Regions from separate parts of the Homo sapiens genome. Here region 1 is linked to region 2. A link is an interaction called in ENCODE POLR2A ChIA-PET data of the cell type or tissue named here. Cell type or tissue: endothelial cell of umbilical vein. All regions are shown on one strand. Each heading gives the region's core, and the rest is flanking DNA. Links, peaks and the distances in the headings are about the cores only. Region 1 overlaps SGSM1 (small G protein signaling modulator 1). Region 2 overlaps KIAA1671.

Region 1 (11,390 bases), core at 2,069-10,068, 160 kb before region 2:
TGCACATAGGATGTTTGAAGAGAGAGATCGGGGATGGAGATGCAGGCAGGAGGCTGAGGGAGGGGTCCAGGTGAGGGATTGGGGACCGAAGCAGGAGGAACAGAAGGTGGAGTGGGTTGGAGAGGCAGGCCACGGCTGCCATCATTGGCCCCTTGTGTCTCTTCTAGCTACATCTGGCAGCACATTGAGATCGGCTATGTCCAGGGCATGTGTGATCTTCTGGCTCCACTGCTGGTCATTCTGGATGATGGTGAGTGTGTCTTTACTGCCCTAGGGCTGAGGGTGCATTTCCTTTCCACTGCATGGCAGAAGGCTTAATCTCACTTTGTGACTCTGTAGAATGTGGCTCCAGCCAGGTGCTCTGAAGGCCTGTCTGGTGAACACATCAAGATCCTAGTGAAATAAAAAAGTCCTTATATTCCATGGTGCCCCATACTCAACACCCAGACAGGCCTTTGCTAACCACTGATTATATGAATATGAATGAGAACAAACAAACAAAACAAAAAACAAACCCAGACGGCTTCACTGGTGAGTTCTATGAAACATTTAAAGAAGAATTAATGCCAGCCGGGCACAGTGGCTCACGCCTGTAATCCCAGCACTTTGGGAGGCTGAGGCGGGCGGATCACAAGGTCAGGAGATCGAGACCATCCTGGTGAACACGGTGAAACCCTGTCTCTACTAAAAATTAAAAAAAAATTAGCCAGGCGTGGTGGCAGGCACCTGTAGTCCCAGCTACTCAGGAGGCTGAGGCAGGAGAATGGCGTGAACCCGGGAGGTGGAGCTTGCAGTGAACCGAGATCACACCACTGTACTCCAGCCTGGGAGACACAGCAAGACTCTGTCTCAAAAAAAAAAAAAAAAGAAAAGAAGAAAAGAAGGATTAATGCCAATTCTTCGTGAACTCTTCAAAAACGTAGAAAAGGAAGGAATGCTTCTTAACTCATTCAATAAAGCCAGACCTCATATGAGGACTGGGTGTCTCATTGGCACCCAGATACCAATAACAGACAAAGACATAACAAGAAAACTACACACCAATATCCTTCAATAATACAAATGCAGAAATCCTCAACAAAATACCAATAAACTTAATTCACCAAGATATAAAAAAGCTTATACACCATGACCAAGTAGGGCTTATCTCCAGAATGCAAGGATGGTTTGACATGCAAAAATCAATCAATTTAATTCACTACATTACTAAAATAAAGGGAAAAACCCACACAATCATATCAATTGACACAGAAAAACACAACAAAATCCAACACCCTTTCATAATAAAAACATTCAACAAACTAGGAATAGAAGGAAACTAAACACGATAGAGGGCATTTATGGAAACCTCACAAATATCATCATACTCAATGGTGAAAAACTGAACACTTCCTCCCTGAGAGCAGGAACAGGACAAGTATGTCTATTTTTGCCGCCAAAGGTTCTAGCCAGGGCAATTAAGAAAGAAAAAGAAATAAAAGTAATTCAGATTGGAAAGAAAGTAAAACTATCTTTGTTCACAGATGATGTGATTTTGCGTATAGAAGATCTTAAGGAATAAAATAATTAAAACTGATAAGTGTATCAAGGTTGCAGGATATAAGATCAATAAACAAGAGTCTCTTGTATTTCCATACACTTGAAATGAACAATCCCAAAATGAAATTAGGAAAACAATTTTATTTGCAATAGCATCTAGAAGAATACAGTACTGGCTGGGTGCAGTGACTCATGCCTGTAATCCCAGCGTTTCGGGAGGCCAAGGCGGGTGGATCACCTGAGGTCAGGAGTTTGAGACCAGCCTGACCAACAAGGTGAAACCCAGTCTCTACTAAAAATAAAACATAAAAAAAAGTAAACAAAAATAGCCAGGCGTGGTGGCGCATGCCTCTAATTCCAGTTACTTGGGAGGCTGAGGCAGGAGAATTGCTTGAACCTGGGAGGCAGAGGTTGGAGTGAGCTGAGATTGCACCACTGCACTCCAGCCTGGGCAACAGAGTGAGACTCCATCTCAAAAAGTAAAATAAAAAATAAATAAATAGGCCGGGCATGGTGGATCACGCCTGTAATCCCATCACTTTGGGAGCCTCGGTGGGTGGATCACCTGAGGTCAGGAGTCCGAGACCAGCCTGGCCAACATGGTGAAACCCTGTCTCTACTAAAAATACAAAAATTAGCCCAGCATCGTGGCGGGTGCCTGTAATCCCAGCTACTTGGGAGGCTGGGGCAGGAGAATTGCTTGAACCTGGGAGGTGGAGGTTGCAGTGAGCTGAGATTGCGCCATTACACTCCAGCCTGGGTGACAAGAGCAAAACTCCATCTCAAATAAATAAATAAATAAATAAATAAATAAATAAATAAATAAATAAAAGAATACAATACTTATGAGTAAACTTAACAGAAATGCAAGATTTGTACATTGAAAACTACAAGGCATTGTTGAAATAAATTTTAAAAACCCAAATAAATGGAAAGATATCTCATATTCATGGATTGGAAGACTTAGTGTTGTTAAGGTAGCAATGCTCTCCAATGATCTGTAAAGTCAGTGCAATCTCTGTCAAAAATCCCAGCTGCCTTTGTTTTTTGTTGTTGTTTTTTTTGGTTTTTTGGTTTTTTTGCAAAAATTAACAAGCTGACCCTAAAGTTGATATGGAAATTCAAGGGATTTAGAATAGCCAAAACAATTTTTAAAAGGATATGTTGGCCGGGCGCAGTGTCTCACGCCTGTAATCCCAGCACTTTGGGAGGCTGAGGTGGGCAGATCACGAGGTCAGGAGATCGAGACCATGGTGAAACCCCATCTCTACTAAAAATGCAAAAAATTAGCTGGGCACAGTGGCAGGAACCTGTAGTTCCAGCTACTCAGGAGGCTGAGGCAGGAGAATGGCATGAACCCGGGAGGCGGAGCTTGCAATGAACTGAGATCGCGCCACTGCACTCCAGCCTAGGTGACAGAGCAAGACGCCATCTCAAAAAAAAAAAAAAAAAAAAAAAAGATGTTGCAGGACTCACAGTACCTGATTTCAAAACCTACTACAAAGATACTTAAAATAGTGATATTTCTGTAAGGATCAACATGTAGATCAATGGAATAGAATTGAGAGCCCATAAGTAAGCCCTTACATTGATGGTCAATTGATTTTGACAGAGATACTAAGACAATTCAACTCAGTGAGGAAAAACAGTCTTCTCAACTTATGGTGCAAGAACTACTGGACAGACATATGCAAAAGATTGAAGTTGAACCCTTACCTCACACCACATACAACAAACTAACTCAAAATGGATCATAGACCTAAATGTAAGAACTAAAACTGTAAAATTTAAAACAGGAGTAAATCTTTGTCACCTTGGGCTAGGGAATTTTTTTTAGATATGACACCAAAAACATAAAGAAAGAAAAAATAGGCAAATTAGACTTCATCAAAATTAAAAACTTTTGTACTTCAAAGAACACCATCAAGAAAGTGGAAAGAACCCAAAGACTAGAAGAAAATATTTGCAAGTCATATGCGTGATAAAGGACTTGTAACCAAAATATATAAACAACTCTTACAATTCAACGGTAAAAAGACAACCTGGCCAGGCGCGGTGGCTCACGCCTGTAATCCCAGCACTTTGGGAGGCCGAGGCGGGCAGATCACGAGGTCAGAAGATCGAGACCATCCTGGCTAACATGGTGAAACCCTGTCTCTACTAAAAATACAAAAAATTAGCTGGGCGTGGTGGCGGGCGCCTGTAGTCCCAGCTACTCGGGAGGCTGAGGCAGGAGAATGGCATGAACCCAGGAGGCAGAGCTTGCAGTGAGCCGAGATCGCGCCACTGCACTCCAGCCTGGGCGACAGAGCGAGACTCCATCTCAAAAAAAAAAAAAGAAAGAAAGACAACCTGATTAAAGTGGGTGAGGGATTTGAATAGACATTTCTCAATAGAATTGAAGATATGCAAATGGCTAATATGCAAATGGCCAATAAGCACATTAAGGGATGCTCTACATCGGGGCCCCAAGCCCTGTGCCACAGACAGGAACCTTGCCGCACGGCAGGAGGTGAGCAGTAGGCTAGTGAGCATTACAGCCTGAGCTCCACCTCCCTCCTCCTGTCATATCAGCGGTGGCATTAAATTCTCATAGGAGCGTGAACCCTATTGTGAATTGTGCATGTGAGGGGTCTAGGTTGTGCACTCCTTCTGAATATCTAATGCCTGATGATCTGAGGTGGAACAGTTTCATCCAGAAACCATCCCCCCGACTCCACTCCCTGTCCATGGAAAAATTGTCTTCCAGGAAACTGGTGTCTGGTAACAAAAAAGTTGAGGACTGCTGTTCTACATCGTTACTCATTAGGAAAATGGAAATCAAAACCACAGTGAGATACCACTTCATATACACTGGGATGGCTAGAATCAAAACAATAGAAAATCACGGGTTGATAAGAATATGGAGAAATTGGAAGCTTTGGACATTGCTGGTGGAATTGTAAAATGGTTTGGCCACTTTATTATTTATTTATTTATTATTATTATTATTATTTTCAGATGGAGTCTCATCCTGTCACCCAGGCTGGAGTGCAATGGCACCATCTCAGCTCACTGCAACCTCCACCTCCTGGGTTCAAGCAATTCTCCTGCCTCAGCCTCCCAAGTAGCTGGGATTACAGGCGCCCACCACCACATCTGGCTAATTTTTGTATTTTTAGTAGAGACGGGATTTCACCATGCTGGCCATGCTGGTCTCGAACTCCTGACCTCAGGTGATCCACCCACCTTGGCCTCCCAAAGTGCTGGGATTACAGGCGTGAGCGACCATGCCTGGCTGGTTTGGCCACTTTAAAAAACAGTCTGGCAGTTTCTCATAGTAATAAACATAGAGTTATCATACGACCCAGCAATTTCATCCGTAGATATATGCCTAAGAGAATTGAAAATATATGTGCATACAAATACCTGTACATATATGTTCATAATAGCATTATTCATAATACCCAAAAAAGTGGAAACAGTCCAAATGTCCATCAAATTATGAATGCATAAACAAAATGTGGTATATCCATACAATGGAATATTATTTGGCAAAAAAAGGATGATGTTCTGATGCAAACTACAATGTGGGTGAACCTTGAAAACATAATGCTAAGTGAAAGAAGCCAGACACAAAAGTTCACAAATGGTGTGATTCCATTTATATGAAATGTCCAGAATAGACAAATCCATGGAGACAGAAAGACTAGTCGTTGACAGGGACTTGGGGGAGAAAGAGATGTGAAGTTGCTGCTTCATTGATATAGGGATTTTGGGGTTGGGGGGGTAAAGAAATGTTCTGGAACTAATAGTGGTGATTGCACAACATTGTGAATGTACTAAAACCACTAAGTGGTACATTTAAAGGGTGAATTTTATATGAGAATCTCAATAAACCTGTTAAAAAAATGGGGGCTGGGTGCAATGGCTCACACCTATAATCCTAGCACTTTGGGAGGCAGGAGGATTGCTTGAGATCAGGAGTTTGAGACCAGCCTGAGCAACATAGTGAGACTCCATCTCTATAAAAATTTAAAAATTAGCTGGGCATGGTGGTGCACACCTGCAGTCCCAGCTACTCAGGAGGCTAAGACAAGAGGATTGCTTGAGCCCAGGAGTTGGAGGTTGCAGTGAGCTATGATCATGCCACTGCATTCCAAGCCTGGGGGACAGCAAGACTCTGTCTCTAAAATGTAATAAATAAGTCCAGGCCCAGTAGCTCACACCTGTAATCCCAGCACTTTGGAAGGCCGAGGCAGGTGGATCACTTGAGGTCAGGAGTTGGAAACCAGCCTGGCCAACATGGTGAAACCCCATTTCTACTAAAAATACAAAAGTTAGCCAGGCATTGTGGTGGGGACTTGTAATTCCAGCTACACGGGAGGCTGCGGCAGGAGAAACACTTGAACCCAGGAGACAGAGGTTGCAGTGAGCCAAGATCGTGCCACTGCACTCCAGCCTTGGTGACACAGCAAGACTCTGTCTCAAAATAAATAAATAAAATAAAATAAATAGGCAAGGCGTGGTGGCTCAGCCTGTAACCTCAGCACTTTGGGAGGTGGAGGTGGGCAGATTGTGACTAGCCTGGGCAACATGGTGAAACGTCACCTCTACAAAAAATAGAAAAATTAGCCAGGTGTGTTGGCAGACACCTGTGGTCCCAGCTACTCAGGAGGCTGAGGCAGGAGGATCACTTGAGGCTGCCAAGGTCGAGGCTGCAGTGAGCCGTGATTGTGCCACTGCACTCCAGCCTGGGTGGCAGAATGAGACCCTGTCTCAAAAATTAATTAAATAAATAAATACATAATAAATGGGGAGCATAATTCCCCACTTTTTTTTTTTTTTTTTTTGAGATGGAGTTTCACTCTTGTTGCCCAGGCTGGAGTGCAATGGTGCCATCTCAGCTCACTGCAATCTCCGCCTCCCAGGTTCAAGCAATTCTTCTCCCTCAGCCTCCCGAGTAGCTGGGATTACAGGCATGAACTACCATGCCTGGCCAACTACCTACACTTTAGACACGGACTGCACATAGTGACTTGTTTCCAAAAAGTGCAGTATGGAAGGCAGTGATGGGATGAGAAACCTGACAAACACGACCTCAGCCAGGTGACCATGGCCAACATCAGCAGTCATAAATCATGGTGACAGTATATACCCTTATGATGTGATTAAACTGGCCCATTACCTCTGTGGTTTTCCTCTCGATAACCCATAGCCCAGTCTTACCATGAGAAAGGCATCAGATAAATTCCATTACTAATAGTGCAGCATCCTGCAAAAATACCTGACCAGTACGCCTCAAAACTATCAAGGTCTCTAGGCGCGGTGGCTCACGCCTTTAATCCCAGCACTTTGAGAGGCTGAGGCAGGCAGGTCACAAGGTCAGGAGATCGAGACCATTCTGGCTAACACGGTGAAACCCCGTCTCTACTAAAAAGACAAAAAAATTAGTTGGGCTTGGTGGCGGGCGCCTGTAGTCCCAGCTACTTGGGAGGCTGAGGCAGGAGAATGGCGTGAACCTGGGAGGCGGAGCTTGCAGTGAGCCAAGATTGCGCCACTGCACTCCAGCCTGGGCGACAGAGCGAGATTCTGTCTTAAAAAAAAAGGAAAAAAAAAAAAAAACTATCAAGGTCATCAAAAACAAGAAAAGCCTGAGAAACTGCGACAGCCAAGAGGAGCTTAAGGGAACATAACCAATTGATGTAATGTGCTGTTCTGGATGAGAGCTTGGAACAGAAAAATGACATTCAGTACACGCTAAGGAAATCTGAATACAATATGGACTTTAGTTCATAATGTGTCCGTATTGGTTCAACAAATGTACCATGCTAATGTCCAGATATTAATAGAGGAAACCACGTGTGGGGTGCATGAGAAGTCTTTCCTGTCTTCTCAGTTTTTCTGTAAATCAAAACTTTTCTGAAAAATAAAGCCTTTTGGCCAGGTGCAGTGGCTCAGGCCTGTAATCCCAGTACTTTGGGAGGCCAAGGCAGGCAGATCACGAGGTCAGGAGATCAAGACCATCCTGGCTAACACGGTGAAACCCCGTCTCTACTAAAAATACAAAAAAGGTCCACCCCCAACATTGGAGGTCATATTTCAACATGAGATTTGGAGAGGACAAACATCTGAACCATATCACTTGGGCAGCGGGGCATCTGACTGTTCTGTGATGCTTTCTCAGAGGCCCTTGCCTTCAGCTGCTTCACGGAGCTCATGAAGAGGATGAACCAGAACTTCCCCCACGGAGGCGCCATGGACACGCACTTTGCAAACATGAGATCGTTGATCCAGGTATGACCCAGCATCCATTCTTGCTTTGGACTTTTTTGGGAAACAGTTAGTAAAGCTTAGTGGCTCCAGACTGAGCTATTTAGAGCCCACCTGGATTGGAATCCAGGTTTGTATTTCTGCCATACAAACTCAGCATATACTCTTATCTCTGTGGGCCTCAGTTTTCTTATCTGGGAAATAGGTTTTCTCACTTATATGAGTCCCAATAAATTATTAGAATTATCATGGAAATGAAGTAAACTAATGATTTTATAGTGCTTAGCACAGTGCATGTCAGTGCCTCTCAGAGCATAGTCCACGGGCTGGCAACATCAGCCTCACCTGGCAACTTGTTAGAAGTGCAAATTACTAACACGGTGAAACCCCATCTCTACTAAAAATACAAAAAAAATTAGCAGGGCATGGAGGCAGGTGCCTGTAGTCCCAGCTACTCTGGAGGCTGAGGCAGGAGAATGGCGTGAACCTGGGAGGCAGAGCTTGCAGTGAGCCGAGATCGAGCCACTGCACTCCAGCCTGGGCGACAGAGCAAGACTCCATCTCAAAAAAAAAAAAAAAAAAGAAAGAAAAAAAGAAGTGCAAATTACTGGGCACCTTTCCTCCACCGAATAAAAATCTCTGAGTTGGGCCCAGGAGTCTGTGCCATATGAAGCTCTCCAGGTAATTCTGGTGCAAGCTCGATTTTGAGAAGTATTGTAATAAATGCTAGCTCTTTGGCATTCATAGCGATTGGTATATCTACTCCCCAGAGGAATTAAGACACTCAACCCTTTGATTAGAAGGAATGCAAATGTGTTAACTTGAGTAAATATTATGGATGCTTTATTATCTACACACTAGCAGTGGGGCTACAGTTAGCTCTGACTTCTTCTTTAGTGGAACTTTAAAATACTACAAAGTATTTTGGACATAAGAAAGGTAAAAGAGTAATATAATGAACACCCATGTTTCCACCCCCACCTCCCCAAGAAATAACACATTAACCATAGGCCTGGGGTGGTGGTTCATGCCAGTAATCCCAGCACTTTGGGAGGCAGAGGCGGGCGGATCACTTGAGGTCAGGAGTTTGAGACCAGCCCGGCCAACATGGTGAAACCCCATCTCTAACTAAAAATACAAACATTGGCCGGGGTGCGGTGGCTCATGCCTGTAATCCCAACACTTTGGGAGGCTGAGGTGGGTGGATCACGAGGTCAGGAGATCGAGATCATCCTGGCTAACACGGTGAAACACTGTCTCTACTAAAAATACAAAAAATTGGCCGGGTGCAGTGACTCAAGCCTGTAATCCCAGCACTTTGGGAGGTTGAGGCGGGCGGATCACGAGGTCAGGAGATCGCGACCATCCTGGCTAACACGGTGAAACCCTGTCTCTACTAAAAAAATACAAAAAAATTAGCCAGGCCTGGTGGCGGGTGCCTAAAGTCCCAGCTACTCAGGAGGCTGAGGCAGGAGAATGGTGTGAACCCAGCAGGCAGAGCTTGCAGTGAGCTGAGATGGCGCCACTGCACTCCAGCCTGGGCGACAGAGCAAGACTCCATCTCAAAAAAAAAAAAAAAAAAGATACAAAAATTAGCCAGGTGTGGTGGCACACGCCTATAATCCCAGCTACAGCTACTCAGGAGGCTGAGGTAGGAGAATTGCTTGAACCCGGTAGGTGGAGATTGCAATGAGCCGAGATAGCCCCATTGCACACCAACCTGGGTGACAGAGCGAGACTCTGTCCCCCCCCCCAAAAAAAAATTAACCATAGATTTTTCATTATTCGTGTACCCCTTCTTGATGGCTTTTCCCCATCACTCCTGTCCTCCCAGTGGTAAGCACTTTGCAGATTCCTATGTTCACCATTATAATGCATTTTTAAAAATTCTTTTACAATATATGCATATATTCCTAAACAGCATACAACTCTGTTTCTTTACTCCCCACTTTACATAAATATTTTAAATGGTATGAACTCTTGTGCAGCTCGTCTTTATACTCAGTAAGGAGTTTGAGAGGCTCGTCAACCACGGGGCAGTTGATTCCTCTTTCCCGGAAGTACAGTCTTTTGTGTTAGGAGTACAACGCATTCTATCACATTTGATTTGGATCCATTTTCCTGTTGGTGGTCATTTAGGCTGTTTTTATTTGGTTTGGTTTTGCTTTTGCTTTGGGGAATTTGGGGTTTTGTTTTTGGCCTTTATAAACAGTGCTGCGGCCGGGCACGGTTTCTCACGCTTGTAATCCCAGCACTTTGGGAGGCTGAGGCGGGCGGATCACGAGGTCAGGAGATTGAGACCATCATGGCTAACACGGTGAAACCCCGTCTCTACTAAAAATACGAAGAAATTAGCTGGGCGCGGTGGCGGGCGCCTGTAGTCCTAGCTACTCCGGAGGCTGAGATAGGAGAATGGTGTGAACCCGGGAGGCGGAGCTTGCAGTGAGCCGAGATCGCGCCACTGGACTCCAGCCTGGGCGACAGAGCGAGACTCCGTCTCAAAATAAATAAATAAATAAATAAATAAACAAACAGCGCTGCACTGAAATTCTTGTGTGCATCCCTGCTGCATGCACGCAACAACTTTGCTTGGGCATCTACTCAGAGTCCAATTGCTGGAGCAGAGGGAATGCACATCCTCAGTTTTATCAGGCACAACCGAATCACTCTTAAAGTGATTGTACTAGTTTCTTAATGCTCCAGGGCAGTATGGTAAGGATTTCAACACACACCATCCTCACTTGATATTGTCACACTTATATATTTTTGCCAATCTCTTGGATATGATCGAGCATCCCATTGTGATTTATAATTTTTTTTATTTTTAATTTTTGTGGGTACATAATAGGTGTATATATATGTGGAGTACATGAGTTGTTTTGAGACAGGCATGCAATGTGAAATAAGAAAATAGAGTTTGTGGAAAATAGAGTTTCCAATCCCTCAAGCATTTATCCTTTGTGCTCCAAACAATCCAATTATACACTTTTAGTTATTTTAAAATGTACAGTGAAATTATTATTGACCATAGTTACCCTGCTGTGCGATCAAATAGTATGTCCTCTTCATTCAGTTTTTTTCATTGTGATTTTGTTTGCATTGTCTTGATTGACAGTGAAATTGAGTATCTTCTAGTTTTTGGTTCATTTGGATTGTGAAGTGCCTATTCATATGCTTTGCCCATTTTCTATGTACATGTTTTCCATAATTAGAGTCATTTGTACATACTTTTCTTTCTGTACATTATTTTTCAAACATGTTTTTTTCCCACTGAATAGCATATCCAATAGCTGGAGGTATTCGTCCACCATCTGTTTTTTTTTATAAGAGTTTTGTTAAAATATAATTTAGATACATAAAATTTACCCTTTTGAAGTGTACGATTCAGTGGCTTTTCGTTTATTCACAGAGTTATGCAACAACACCAATTTCAGAACATTTTCATTACCCCAGAAAGAAATTCTTCACTAACAACCACTCCCCATCCCCTCCATCTCCCCAGCCCCTGAAAACCAAGGAGCTACTTTCTGTTTCCGTGGATTTGCCTTTTCTAAACATTTCATGTAAATGGAATCATACAATATGTGGCCTTTTGTGAC
Region 2 (9,925 bases), core at 1,821-9,820:
ATCTTGTGACCAGCAAGGAATGTGGCTTTTTAGTCTTAAGATGGAGTCGAATTGAACATGGCCTTACTCTGGCTCTACCAGGCGCCTGCTTCCCTAACACGACCAGGCACTCACAGCTAAGATTTTTTTTGTTTGTTTTGTTTGTTTGTTTTTTGTGTTTGTTTGTTTGTTTTTTGAGATGGAGTCTCGCTCTGTCACCCAGGCTGGAGTGCAGAGGCGCAATCTCGGCTCACTGCAGCCTCTGCCTCCTGGGTTCAAGCAATTCTCCAGCCTCAGCCTCCCGAATAGCTGGGATTACAGGCATGTGCCACTATGCCTGGATAATTTTTGTTATAGTAGAGACGGGGTTTCGCTCTGTTGGCCAGGCTGGTCTCAAAATTCTGACCTCAAGTGATCCACCCACATTGGCCTCCCAAAGTGCTGGGATTACAGGCGTGAGCCACTGCACCCCGCATAAGATGTGTTGAGCCCTTACTGTGTACTGGATTCTGAACACTTTGTACGTAGTACCTCATTCATGCCTCCCAGCGACCCTGCGGGGGCAGGCACTGTCATCATCCTTATTTTACGTGAAGGAGTGGGGGCCCAGAGAGATTAACCAGCTAGCAAGTGTGGGAATGAGGCAATCTAACTCCATCCACACCCTTCCCCTGGGCCCAGGGATGCCTCTGTAATAAGACACCTCATCCTCTCCCTAGTCCTCAGTTTCCCTCTTTGGGAACCTGTTCTGTCTGCGCCCTGACCTTTCAGGGAATCACAAACTGCTTGAAGATGGGCACATGTCTGGCTTCCCTGGGTCCCCTTTGGTGGCCGACAATGCAGTGCACACAGTGGGTCTGCCATCTTCATGCCTAGATCTAAAGATGATTTCATTGTGAGCAAGACTGGTGCTGGGACAACTGGGAATTCTCTGCCTTTTGGGGAACAGTTACAGAGGACCTACTAAACCCTTGGCTGGTGCCAGGCCCCGAGACCACAGAGATAACCTGGGACCCAGGCTCTGCCCATGGGGAGCTCCCAGCCCTGTGAGGAAGACAGGCCATCCTCACCCAGCACATCCTACTGTACCCGAAGAGAGGGCGCAGTGACTCATTTTTTGCCGTTGGCATTAGGTTTAAAAGATGGTTGAACGTCCACAGAAGGAAAAGGAATTCCTGGCAGAGGGCACTGCCTGAGCATAGGCAGGGAGGCTGAGCAGCCACGTGTGCTTGAGCGCTGGTTTGGCGAGGCAGCAAGCGGCGGCTGTATGGTGAAGGGTGTTGAAGGCTGAGCCAGGAATCAAGGCTGCTGGCCACAGACGCATTGATGATGGATGACGTGCTGGTGGGGCTGAGCACCTGAAAAAAAAGGGTGTCAGTTCCCAAAGCAGGGCCTGGCATACAGTAGGCCCACAGGGAGAGCATGAGGAATGGGTGGCCGCCTGGGGTCCTGGAGAGTAGTATTTCGGATGTCTGGGCTGTGGGATGTGGGAGGAATGTCACTGAGCCATTCCTCAGGTGGCACATGCCATTCCTGCCCCGTCCCCACATAGGAATGCGGGCCACTTCTCACAGGCTGGAAGATGGCCTTGCTACATGCGAGTCTTCTGATGTTTAAATGTTGGTTAGTAACTAATTCAAACAAAATGGTGCACCACCTTCCTCTTTCCCCCCAAAAAAGAAAAACAACACTCAAACAAAATTATGTCTAAGGGGACTACCATTTTTCAACTTTTTTTAAAGAATTATTATTATTATTATTATTTTTTTTTTTTTGAGACAGTCTCGCTCGTCGCCCAGGCTGGAGTGCAGTGGTGCGATCTCGGCTTACTGCAACCTCCACCTCCCGGATTCAAGCGATTCTCCTGCCTCAGCCTCCCGAGTAGGTGGGATTATAGGTGCCTGCCACCACGCCCGGCTAATTTTTGTACTTTTTAGTAGAGACGGGGTTTCAACATATTGTCCAGGTTGGTCTTGAACTCCTGACCTTGTGATCCTCCTGCCTTGGCCTCACAAAATGCTGGTATTACAAGTGTGAGCCACTGCGCCTGATCGAGACTGGGTACTTTAAAGAAACAGAGATGTATTTCTCACAGTTCTGGAGGCTGGGAAGTCCAGGATCAAGGTGCCAGCAGGTTTGGTTTCTGGCAAGGACCTGCTTGCTTGTAGATGGTGTTGTCTAGGTTTTCTCATGTGGAAATGAGGGAGGGGATGGAAGGGGTGAGCTCACCCCTTCAAGCCCTTTTATTTTTGTTTTAAAATTATTTTTATTACTGTTTTTAAAGACAGGGTCTGGCTCTGTCATCCAGGCTGGAGTGCAGTATTGCAATCATAGTTCACTGCAGCCTCAAACTCTTGGGCTTGAGCAATCCTCCTACCTCAGCCTCCTGAGTAGCTGAGACTACAGGCACACACCACCACACCAGGCTAAGTTTTCCATTTTTTATAGACACAGGGTCTTATGATGTTGCCCAAGCTGGTCTTGAACTTCTCACCTCAAACGATCCTCCCACCTCAGCCTTCCAAAATGTTGGAATTACAGGGGTGAGCCACCATGCCTGACCTCAAGCCCTTTTATATGGGCATCAGTTCCACTCATGAGGGTGGAGCTGTCATGGCCTAATCACCTCTCAAGTGTTCCATTTCTTAACACCCTCATCTTGGGAATTAAGTTCCAGCTGATGAATTTTGGAGAAACACATACATTCAAACCATAGCCCTGGAGAATCCAGGCTGATCTCACCTCATGACCCTTAACCTCGACATCTGCAAAGACCATTTCCAAATATGGTCGCATTTGCAGGTTCTAGGTGGACATATGTTTTTAGGGGTCTCCATTCAACCCACTTAGGGGAGGAAGCCTACTTTCGACAGCATGGGCAAAGTCTTTATGGGTGCCTGGCTCACAGGGTGGGGTCAAGTGGTGGGAGGTGCACAGGGGCCTGGGGTGGGAGGGAACAGGTTGGATTTTCTCCCAAGAGTGATGAGGAAGCAAGGAAAGCATCTAAGATGTGTGTGTGGAGTGCCTCGGTCACATCTGTGCTTGCAGGTGGCCCCCTGCCATGGAGAAGGGCCCCTGGGGGCGGGAAGAGAGGACACTGTTCCACTTCGTCAGCCTCTGACTTCTGATGCAGCCACACTCCCCGGGCTGCCTCGGCCCACGGGTCAGGGTGGTGGTCAGGGCGGCCAGAGCAGGATAACCAGGACTGGGCACTGGGGGCAGCTTCTCCTGGGGGTGTGCCCTGGTGCGTCTGACCACCTCTGGTTGGGAGATGGGGACTTGGGGGTCTCCATTGTTGGCACCTGCCCAGCGGTGCTCCCCTCCCCACACCCCCCACCTGGTCCTAGATTGGCTCTGTCTCCACCTTGGACTCGCCGGGTCTTGGACCTTTGAACGTCTCTTTTTATTCTTAGCCCCCTGCCCTGTCACCATTGTCACTGCCACCTCCAGCTTTCTCCCCGGCTGTTCCTGGTGCTCTTTGTCCCTGCCCGCCTCCCGGGCCATCAGTCTGGCTTACTTTCTCTGACTTCCTTTGGGGTTCATCCCTTGCCCTGCCTGTCGCTCTCCCATCAGAACCCCTACCCCACCCATCTCCCTCTCCTCTCCCTCCATGTCTCTCGTCTTTCTCTTTTTCTCCTTTCACCCTCTGTGTTCCCTGTCTTGCCCTTCCCTCCCTGTCTCATGCCTTTCCTGCCTGTAACTTCCTTCTCCTTCCTCCCACCTTCCTCCCTCTGCCCTGCGCCTGGCCTGCCATCCTCTCTTCCTCTCTCCATCCCGCCTGTCTCTGGCATCCTGTCTGCCTCCTTCCAGCCCCTTTCTCTCCGGGCATTTCTCTGTCCTGGGCTGATAGGAGACCAGACAGTCAACCCTTAGCAGCCTCCATGCTGACTGTGGCCCCTGTCAGCCAAGGGGTGTCAGAAAGGCCCTGGCGGGCCCCTGTGTTTATGGCAACAGTCATTCAGTAGGGCAGCCGCGAGCGCTGCATGCCCCACTTCTATTAATCCCTCAGTTAGCGGGGCCTAACCCCAGACTTGACACTCATCAGCCAGTCAGCCAGGACACGCAGCGCCAGGGGTACAGCCAGGCAGCTGGCATCATCCCTCCAGCGGTGCCGCCAGTGCAGAGGAACCAGCCCTTTTGCTGCACTTTTGTCGGTCAGCAGGACCCAGTGCTCTGGCTATGCTGTCAGCTGGGGCTGTCCTCTGACTGGTACTGTCAGCTGGTGAGCAGGGCTGGCTTTTCAGCTGTACTGTCTGGCAGTTAGGGAGCAGGGCCGGCCTTCCGACTGTGCCGTCAGGGAGCAGGGCCAGCCTTCCGACTGTGCCATCAGGGAGCAGGGCCGGCCTTCTGACTGTGCTGCCAGTCCCTGGCTCTGCCATCGCTGGGGCCAACCCCTGACTTGTCAGGCAGCGAGCAGCTGAGACCCAGTGCCTGCTGGGAGTGGGGCGCTGAGAATCAATGAAACCACAGGCCTGCCTCTGAAGAGCTTTGAAGCTACCCCGTGGTTTTCTCAGCTGCTGCACCCAGCACCCTCTCCTTGTTTTTTGTTTTTTTGTTGTTTTTTTTTTTGAGACAGAGCCTCACTCTGTCACCCAGGCTGGAGTGCAGTGGCACGATCTCGGCTCACTGCAAGCTCCGCCTACCGGGTTCACGCCATTCTCCTGCCTCAGCCTCCCGAGTAGCTGGGACTACAGGCGCCCGCCTCCGCGGCCGGCTAATTTTTTATATTTTTAGTAGAGACGGGGTTTCACCGTGTTAGCCAGGATGGTCTCGATCTCCTGACCTCATGATCTGCCCACCTTGGCCTCCCAAAGTTCTGGGATTACAGGCGTGAGCCACCGTGCCCAGCCCACCCTCTCCTTATTTAAGTGAGTTTCCTGTTAGATGCTCTGCCTGGTGTCCAGTGGTGAGGCTGAAGGATGCAGCACAGATGGGCCCAGGATGTTGCTGGGGCAGTCAGTGTGCCAAGCTCCAGCCTGGGGGCGGGAGCCTGGTGCAGAACCCAGGGCCTCTGCCTGGTGCCTCTGTGAACACCTCCCCCGCCTCAGTTTTCCCCTCTCAGCAGTGAGAAGGACCTTGCCTCAGAAGCACAGCTGTCTTGCATCCGGCGCTCACTTGCCGGAGTCTCTGGGTTATGGCCTCGGCTTATGAGGAGCAGGTGTTGAGTAGGGGATCCAGGAGCGTCTGGCTTGTATTTGAATCCCTGTCTCACTGTTTAGCTGCTGCTCACCTCAGGAACCTCTTTTGACCCTGTGAGTTTTGGTTTCCTCATCTGGACAGTAGAAGTGATGATACTGCCCTCATGATATGACCATGAAAACTAAACTAGATGGTTTGGCAGGATTCTACCTTGTTGAATCCTCAAAGCCCTGAACACAGGGATAATTTGTCGCATTTTACAGAAGGGGTAACTGAGGCTCAGGAGGATGAGGTGACTTGCTAAAATCATGCTCTTTTGAAGGAAACATCTGGGAAAGTTTGCCTTGGATTTGCCCGAGGTGTGCTTTTATTGCATTTTAATCTCTGAAAATTGACATTCTCCTCACTCCCCACCTGGTGCAGCTGGCAGCTGGTGCCTCAGGGAGCTGATCCCTCCCTTTGCCAGCACCCCACTCCCCATGCTGGGCTGGGTGTCCACAGGAGTGGACGGGCCCAGGAATCATGGCTGGGAGGCCTGGGTTCCAGCCTTGCTTTAGCTACCAACTCACCGCGTGACCTTGGCCAAGTCCCTTGACTTCTCTGGGCCTCGGTTTTCCTCTCTGTAAAATGGGGATGGCCACACCCTCCTTCTGGGGGGATCAGAAGCTTAGCTGAGTTTAAAAGGAACATGACTGACATCAAAGGAGCCCGGTAAACCAATGGGATCCTGAGTTGATTTCCTTCCCTGTAACGAGTGGCAGGGCCTCCTTCTCCTCATGTGGTTTGGGGAGGAGGAACCACATACATTTGGGCTCACACGCACAGCACACAGTCAGTCCACACATGCACAAAACACACTCGTATGCACACATGCACACATACTTGACTCCACGTAAAAGCATGTACACACACACTCCTTCATGCATAAACACACACACACACGCGTGCACACATTCAGTTCCCGGGCATCACCTTCTCTCTTCTTGCCTTCTTGCCGTACAACTGAAAACCCTAAAACCCTCCGTGCCTACGGCTCCCGGGAGGGTGAGGGTCCAGGCAGCTGGGTTCAGAAGGATCCACCCCTGGACCCGCCCCACTGGACGAGAAGCCAGAGATGCCCCGGGCGGGGCTCATAGGACCGAGTGGTGGCTTCTCAGTTCCCCAGGCAGCCGTGGCCATTAGTGGAGCCGACTGGCTGGTCCCCTGGCCGTGAGCCGGCTTCTGAATGATTTATGCCGCCTTGAACTTGACTCCAGCGTGACAGGAGTGAGAAGAGCCGCTCCCGCTAGAGGAAAGCTGGAAACCGTACTGTGCTCACCACATAACCTCTGGGTGCTGGAAATGGAGTATTACTACTGCCCCAGCCTGCTGAAGCTCTTGCGCTACCTCTGGGTGAGTGGCGGGGGGCAGTGCAGGCTCCAGGACGGGGTCACGTCCTTTCCCTCTCCTCCTGCTTCCTGTCAACTTTGCTTTTTGGCTGTGTCTGGTTAGCAATGTCTCTGTTTTCTTTAAGAAATGGTGGAGGTTACAAGGAAGAGAGAATGTTGGGGAAAAAGGAAACGGGCTTGGTTTGGGAGGTAGCACAGGTTTGTAGGAAGAGCTGAGACTCCTGAACAGGAATGAAGATCCTGGATCCGATGTGGGCTTTCCTCCAGTCCTCAAGAAAACAGGAAGAACGAGAACCACTTCAGTGAGTTTTTCAGAAAGCAACATTTATTTGATTTAAAGGACTATTCTTTATTCTGAAATTACATCCCTCTTGCCTCTGTGTGTGTAAGAATGTCTGTCTTCTATGGGATGAAAATAATAGATTTTGCTTTCCTTTTCCTGAACCTACACAGTGATAGAAGAAGTTGGGACCCCTTCCCCACTAACACTCACACTGTGCTGTCTCCTCTGGATAACAGAGGAAAAAAACCAGAACATTTTCTGATGAAATGCCAAAGTCAGGGAAGCTGTGCAGAAGTGCTTTGTGAGGTATAAAATGCTTTCAGGTCTCACTTTGACTTCGCAACTGGTCTGTTTTCTGTGCCTGGGCAAGTTACTTCTCCTCTCTGGGTTTCTGTTTCCTCCTCTGTGAAATAAGGAGTGGGTGTAGGTGATTCTGGGTTGTGTGACATCCATCAGGGCTCTGGGAATAGAGGGACTTACCGAAGAATTGTCATGGGCTGGTCTCAGAGTTTTCCAGAATATTTGCCACTGGTTTCAGCACACCCAAAAGGGAAAGTCTTAGGAAATATTATCTTTCCCATTGCTGAGTGTTTGCAAATACTTCAGATGCCTTCTTGCCCAGAGAATTTTCCAGCGCTCCTAAAAATACAACTTTAGGAAACATTGCCTTTTAGCCGCCAGTCCCAGAGTGTCTCACCTCCCTCCTGAGCCCCCCAGAGCAGTGGGGAAACAGGAGATCCCCCCAGTCCATATTGTTCAATCATTGGCCTATGAACATTCTTATATAATAAATGTAAGGCAACATTGATTGATTGATTGATTGATGTTTTAATTACAAAAATAATGCATGTGCATGGTAAAAAGATATGGAAAATTCAGACAGGCACAAAGAAGAAAAGAAGTCTCCAATAATCGTATTTTTGAATTGTGTGGTTTGCAAGGTCTGGATAACCTTGATGTGCCTGGCTGCGTGTTGGGCTCTGGGCTCCATGCTGGAGATGCAGAGATGACTAAGATACAGTCCACGGTCCCCAGAACTTAGAGCTTGGCATAGGTGTTGAACTCATTGACAAATGGCTACGATCTCATGTTCATTCAGCACACACTTACCAGCAGTAGTTTGGAGCTAGCGCCAGATACTTGGAATATAGGAGCAAGACGGCATGGTCCCCTGACCGCATGGAACTTAGTCTGGTGAGAATTTGGACTTTGCTCAAGGAACTGAAACAAGGACCATGTATGTGTTAGGATGGGGGTGGTGCACAGTGCCTCAAGGGATATGGTCTCGTTGGGGTGCAGGGGCCAGGAGAGCCTCCCCAAGGAAGCTGAGTGCTGGAGGATGCCTAGGAGCTGGCAGTTGATGCTAGGGTAGGGGTCCAGGGAAGTGTGTGCCAGGCAGAGGGAACAGCATGTGCAAAGGGCTGGGGTGGATGTCAGAAAGAGCAAGAGCCCATGGCATGCCCATGGTACATTCCAGGTACTGGCCTAAGCTCATCCTGGCCAGTAGAGGCTGGGCAGTAATGCCCTCAGCCTCCTAGGGGCAGCTTTGTGGAGTGACAGAGTCACAGCTCCTCACCTGGCTGTGTCCCACCTCTCTAGTGACCTTGGGCAAGTCTTTTCCTCTCTGGGCCTTGGTTTCCCCATCTGGACCATGAAGAGGTAGGATGAGGCAGTTTAGAAAGTCTTTCCTAGATGTGATAATGAGAGAGATTTTCATTTGTCCGCTGCTTTCTGTGGGTGACCAGGTCCTGGGGGAGTGAGGAGCCACATAGGCCCACCGCTGGTTTTGCAAATTACCCACAATTTCTCTGTCTCTCTGAGTCACTGAAGACAGCCTGGCACACGTGTTAACAAGACCGGGATCTTAGATTAGCCCAGGTGTCTGCACTTCTAAACTGGAAACTCTTGCTTGACCTCTCAAGGAAGCTTGGGAATGTGGACCTGGATTCTGAGGAAGCCCCGTGGCCTTGGGAAGTCCATTTCAGCTTCCCAAACTTCAGCTTCCTCATCTGCAAAGCGAGGCCCCGCTGCCTTCCTGATTTGCTTCTTGGGGCAATTCCTTTGAATTCTCTAGCTCATTTCTGAAACCTAGAAGCTGCTCCCAGAATGTCAGTTCCTCCTGCTTCCCAGGAGGCCACCGTCAGATTTGGTGACCAGCTAACCAGGAATAATTGCAGAGAGCCAGGTGGAGGTGCTCGCTCCCCTGCCACTCCTGTAGCTTCGCATAGCTTGAACATGCGTTCATCCATCATTTCTTCAGCATGGGCCCCTCCTCACTGCCCCTGGGCCCTGGTAATGTTGCCCATTCACTAGGGTCTTCCCTGGTGAATGACCCCCTTCCCTTCTGCATTCTTTGTCCTGTTATTCTACCTTTTTGTTTGTCTGTTTTTAGAGATAGGGTCTCACTCTGTCACCCAGGCTGCAGTGCAGTGAATGATCATAGCTCACTGCAGCCTTGTCCTCCTGAGCTCAAGTGATCCTCCCACCTCAGCCTCCAGAGTAGCTGGGACTACAGGTGCGTGCCATCATGCCCAGCTAATTTTTTAACTTTTTATAGAGATGTGGCCTCACTATGTTGCCCAGGCTTGTCTTAAACTCTGGAGCTCAAGCGATCCTCCCACCTCAGCCTCCCAAAGTGCTGGGACTACAGGCGTGAGCCACCATACCCAGCCTGCAAATTTTTAAAGTTTTAAATAAATTTTAAAATGTTGTATACATTTAAAGTGTGCAACCAGATGTTTTGGTATATATACATATACATAGTGAAATTAGTACTGCAGTCAAGCAAATTAACATACCTATCTCCTCTCATAGTCACCTTTTATTTATAGACTGGTAAGAGCACCTGAGATCTACTCTCTCAACAAATTTCCAGTATATAATACAATACCATTAACTATAGTCACTATGCTTCAGGTCTCTAGACATACTCATCCTTTAGAACTGCAACTTTGTACCCTTTAACATCTTTCCATTCCTCCCCCTACACCCCTCTGCCCCATTCTGGGTTTGTTTGTTTTTTAGGTAGTCTTGCTCTGTTGCCCACGCAGGAGTGCAGTGGCATGATCTTGGCTCACTGCAACCTCTGCCTCCCAGGTTCAAGCAATTCTGTCTCAGCCTCCCGAGTCGCTGAGAC

Evidence for each region. ChIA-PET counts read pairs that join two places held together with the same protein. Peaks named below come from ENCODE experiments on the same cell type or tissue, not always from the same donor. Only the 100,000 strongest peaks of a DNase experiment are listed, where the experiment ranks them.
Region 1: POLR2A ChIA-PET joins it to region 2 with 5 read pairs; 3 of 35 experiments call an interaction of 5 or more read pairs at or near these places.

Annotation. Positions count from the first base shown.
Region 1 is chr22:24,904,938-24,916,327 of GRCh38, forward strand. It overlaps SGSM1 (small G protein signaling modulator 1), which reads left to right. Exons shown (of 25, transcript NM_001098497.3): 21 at 168-250; 22 at 7,706-7,815. Among named protein-coding and RNA genes, the nearest start is that of LHFPL7, 36 kb to the right of the region's middle. RefSeq lists a silencer at 6,966-7,125. In endothelial cell of umbilical vein, for the core only: no CTCF peak of the experiment used is centred there; no DNase peak of the experiment used is centred there.
Region 2 is chr22:25,063,907-25,073,831 of GRCh38, forward strand. The region is part of intron 6 of KIAA1671; the gene reads left to right. Among named protein-coding and RNA genes, the nearest start is that of KIAA1671-AS1, 44 kb to the right of the region's middle. RefSeq lists enhancers at 2,613-3,172, 5,717-6,267. In endothelial cell of umbilical vein, for the core only: no CTCF peak of the experiment used is centred there; a DNase peak (open chromatin) is centred at 6,485.